Regions from separate parts of the Homo sapiens genome. Here region 2 is linked to region 1. Evidence: read pairs that join two places in POLR2A ChIA-PET (ENCODE). Cell type or tissue: PC-3. All regions are shown on one strand.

Region 1 (2,500 bases):
TCCACAATAAACAAATAACAGCAGCTAATATTTGTCGGGCATTTACTAATGTGGCAGGCACTATTCTAAGCTCTTTAATTATATTAAACTATTTAAACTTACAGCAACCTTCCAAGATAGGTGCTGTTATTACCCCAATTTACAGATGAGGGCACTGAGGCACGTAGATGCTTATGTAACTTGCTAGTGAGTGACAGAGCTGGGATCCAAACCCAGGATGTCTGCCTCCATGGCCCACTTTCTTAATTACTACATTAAACCATCTCTCAATAATTTAAGAGAAAACCATCAGATTAATATCTTATGATTAGTGAATTATAAATCATAATTAGTGGCTTATAAAGATTTATAACTATAAATCTCATAATTGGTGAACTATAAATGTTTTCAACAAATGATATTTTATTAAGTACCTAGAAAAATGAGAAGTAAAAGATGACAAAATATTGCCAAAAAGAAGTTCTATTACATGCGTTCTAATGAAAAGAAAATTATTTATCAGTAATAAGTATAAAAACTGTAAACACATAAATCAAGGCTACAAGAGAGGGAACAAGCCCCCCGTAACTTGACACAGACTCTACAATGATGACACTGTTCACTGATTTAGCAAACTATATATATAAAGTTTAAGTAAATAATGAAAGGTAAATTTGGATTTGACTCCTCTTTAAATTATCATTTGTTCCTAGTTACTGAGATCCGACTCAAATGTTAAGGTTTCACTATAAAAAAATAAAAGTAGGCAAATTTTACTATACTTTATAGGCTTTTTAGTGACAGCCAAGAACTAATCTAGATTAACAAAGCTATATGAAGATATTCTACAACCTTTAAAACATTAGCAGTTTTAAAATAATGCAAAATATAAGAAAATATATTCTTTCTGGCTTAATAGGGCTAACCCTGTTTTTTGATACACTGTCTGGAAAAAAATAATGACTTAGACCATTTCTATTCTTCAAGCCACCTAAAAAGAACAAAGTAGATGAGTCCAGGGTTCCTTCCCTGAGTCTACGTCAGTTTCCTTTACCCTGACTATTAATTTACCATTTGGCATGTGTCCTACATAGCTTCCTGTTTTCTTGATAGTGACGTTTGTGCTAAACCAACAATATTTAACATCAGCTGAGAAGGAAGTCTTCAACTTTGGCAACCTAAAATAACAAGTGACTCTCAAATAAAATATGCTCAAAGATCAATAACCACCTTTTAAAAAAAAGTCACATATTACAGTAAATTACTGTTAACTAATATTAACTACATTTTCATCTTTTAGAATTTATTTTCTCTGAATTAAATCTAACATAGATTACTCAGTTTCAAAAATTATCATGGTTTCTAGACTGGATGCAGCAGTAAAGAAGCTGGAAGACTGACAAAGGGTATCTTAACATCTATCTAAATAATCTAAAACATGAGCATTTTATCTGCAAAGGCATCTGAACTGGTTCATGGAATCTTACATATTCAGCCTTGAAAGGGCTATAATTATACCCCATCTGACTGGCCAGACCAAATCCACAAGGTCAAGTCTTAGACCTTTTTACAAGCAAAAAGGACAAATTAAAATCGGTAAAAGAAGACAAAATTGCATTCAGATAGATTTTCTCGGTTGATTTTCAGGGGAATGGGGCTATGCATTTGATGACATATGATATTCTTGATACATCAAGTACATTCTATCTCTAAAGCCTAAAAACTATGGCTAGACCCTCCTAGAAAAAATGATACATTTAATTCTTAGCATAGGATTCCAAAATGCCATCACCAAAATAAGTGACTCAGCCCAGAATGTTTTAAAAATTACAAAATTAAAATATTCAAGAAAATGTGTTTGCCAGTTCATGTGGCGTCAACTGTTATTCTCAGCTTCTATGCCATATCTCCATTTATAAATGATAAACTTCAACTCTACTTTAGAGTAGGAAGTATTTTTAAATGTTGGTAGGTGTCCCTATAACAAAAATGTGGTTTAAATTACAATATGGTTTCAGTAGGAATGATGGGCTCACATACAGTTTTTAACAGCTAACTAGGATCGGGAAAAAATCCTTTAACTTTTTCAGATAGATGCTTAGCTTATTAATTTTCAACCTTTCTTCTTTTCTAATATGTGCATTTAATTAACTCTGCTAAGAGAATAAGAGGAAATTGATAGGATTATCTTAATAAGTACAAGTGTTTGATGAAATTAAACATCCATTCATAATTTTAAAAGCTCTCTATAAACTGGGATAAAAGGGAACTTCCTTAATGTGATCAAAGCTATCTACAAAAAACTTAAAGCAACATCATACTTAAAAACAAAACATTAAAATTTTTTTCTTTGAGATAGAGGATGAGACAAGAATACCAACTCTCATCACTTTAATTCAACATTGTACTGGAGGTCTTAGCCAGGATGGAGGAAATAAGGAGTATAAAAATTGGAAAAGAAGAAACAGAACTTACTTTTTTGCAGAAAATGTGACTGTGAACATAGAAAATTTTGTAAATG
Region 2 (2,500 bases), 170 kb before region 1:
AATCATTGCCATCTATCTATATTTAATTTTTAAATCCCTTTAAATGTATTAAAATCCAATAAAGATGTATTGAGTACCTATTCTGGGCCAGACACAGCCACGAACAAGACCAAAAACATCTCTGAATAAAGCATTTATTGTAGTGACCATAAATCATCCTCATTACAGATGTTAATAATGAATTTAAACACAATCATCTCTCTCTACATATAGATATTTGTGTTATTTTAAATTTTTTATTAATTTTTAATAGAAAACTTTGTAGAAAATCTGATTTAAATGTTTTAAATTAAATTTGGGGAAGGGTCAGTCCATTGTTCTGATAATCCAACCTAGGCCTGCACTGAACAGGCTACAAAACACTCCTGGCTATTTCAATGTGTCCTTCAACCTGGCTCAGGACAGAGAACAATTTGGTTATCATTTCCTGCATCAGCCCCCCAGCCTGGCTTCCCATATACACTATTGTACTCCCAATCTGTCAGCAGCATTAATGTTTGATTCTTACGTTTGGTCCAAATATTTCACGATGAAGTCTGTACTTTTGTCTTAACTATTATAACAATTAATTTCTTATCTGTTTCCCTCACTAACTGTGAATAATGTGATGGCTCAGTCCCAATCTTATTCTAAGCCTGAGATGTACAAAGGAGATGTTCAATAATCATTTGCTTAATAGATTTTTAAAAATGAACAAGTGAACAAACAATGGAATAATTAATTCATAACAAAACTAAATTCAAGCTAAATTTAAAAAGTTGTAAAGGAACCAAGAAACCTACAAGGAAATTAACGTTCTATCTTTATTCCTATTACAGGTATACGTCGTAGCCGGCTCTCAGTCCCAAAAGCAGGGTATGGCCATGCAGGAAATAAAGGTTACAGAGTGCTGACATTATGCTGATGACATGCTGTCTTCACCCAAAAAAGGCAAGTGTCTCAGCTAAGATGGTAGTGACTGGTGTGGTACAGTAAAGAAAACTGAATTTGAAATAAAAAGACACAAGTTCAGATCCCACTTTCCTATTTACTAGCTATGACACTCTGAGCAAGAGTTTAACTTTTCTCAGCCTCCCCTGAGCCTTTCCTTCTCTTAAAATGCTAAAACAAAACAAAACAACCCAAAACAGAAAACAAAACAACCTAAAACCAAAACAGTACAAATCTGTCCTGCCTACCACATGGAATTGTTGGGATGAGCATAAAAAATACTCTTTGTGAAAGAGTTTTGTGATAGTAAAGTGGTATACAAATTTAAAGAACAGAAATGATTACTCTTCAAAGCTGGATCAAGATAACTAAAAATAATGATTAAAATTCAATGAGACTAATGTAATAGGGGAAAAGTACATTTTACCTAAAATGTAAGTTCCTAAAAAGCTACCTTTTAATAATTTGATGATAATCATAAAGAATGATCTGAAGATAACACCAGCAAAAGGGCAGTGATCCTATACAGACAGCACACTCAGTGCTATGTGCCCAGGGACTGTCGGATGCTGAGAAGATGAAGACAAAGAAAACATGATCCTATGATCTTGACCCTGTAAGAGCTCACAGTCCAGTAAGGATGGCAAGAATAAGTACAAATGATCAGGGCAGAGAGAGAGAGAGAGCGTGAGAGAGAGAGAGAGAGAGAGAGGCAGAGACGAAGGGAGAGAGGACTTGGATATATTAAGATTAATTGGTTAGGTACAAAATACTATCGAAGAATTAAAAATCATGCTACCCTATTCTTCAACCAGGCTTCTGTTTCAAAGCATCCTGGGGGGCTGTAAAGATTCCTGGGCCCATCCCATGGTATACCTCTGTCTTAAGACTTCTATAATCTCTCTCAGCAATATTTTACAAATTTCACTATAGAGCTCCTTTATATCTTTAAACAAATTTGTTCATATTTTATGCTTTTTGATGCTATTTTAAATGGTATTGTTTTTCTGTTGATATATAGATACTTTTCCAGTTTTTCTGTTAGTATACAGAAATACCATAAATTATTTTTACTACTACCCTTGTATCTTGTCCCTTGCTAAATTCACTCTTTGTCCTAGCAATCTTTTTGTATATTTCATTAGATCTTGTACATACACAATTACAGTGTCTGTAAACAAAGGCAGTTGTACTTCTTCCTTTCCAATCATTATGTCTTTTATTTATTTTTTCTCGTCTTATGGCATTGATTACAAAGTTGAATAGAAAAGTCATAAGAGTGTACATCCTTGCCTTTTTCCTGATTTACTTGGTCATAATGCATTATGATTACCTTTTTAAAAATAATATTCAGTTCTGTTTTCTAGTGTTTTTCTAAAGCTTTCTGTATCTATGTGCTCATTCACGAGGTATAATGGTTTGTAATTTTCTATTCTTGCAACATCCTAACATCCTAGATAGATTTTGGTACAAAGAGTTATTCTTACCTCATAACAACTATTGAGGTTCTATTGGACTACCTTGATAGACTGAAATTTATAGCTGATTTTAGCAACATGCAGACTAAAAA

The links. ChIA-PET counts read pairs that join two places held together with the same protein. Peaks named below come from ENCODE experiments on the same cell type or tissue, not always from the same donor. Only the 100,000 strongest peaks of a DNase experiment are listed, where the experiment ranks them.
Region 2: POLR2A ChIA-PET joins it to region 1 with 10 read pairs; 3 of 35 experiments call an interaction of 5 or more read pairs at or near these places.

What each region holds. Positions count from the first base shown.
Region 1 is chr2:27,919,263-27,921,762 of GRCh38, reverse strand. All of the region lies in intron 2 of BABAM2 (BRISC and BRCA1 A complex member 2), which reads right to left. Among named protein-coding and RNA genes, the nearest start is that of BABAM2-AS1, 29 kb to the right of the region's middle. In PC-3, no CTCF peak of the experiment used is centred here; a DNase peak (open chromatin) is centred at 1,062; H3K27ac peaks cover 1,211 bases.
Region 2 is chr2:28,091,892-28,094,391 of GRCh38, reverse strand. The region is part of intron 6 of BABAM2 (BRISC and BRCA1 A complex member 2); the gene reads right to left. Among named protein-coding and RNA genes, the nearest start is that of MIR4263, 97 kb to the right of the region's middle. In PC-3, no CTCF peak of the experiment used is centred here; no DNase peak of the experiment used is centred here.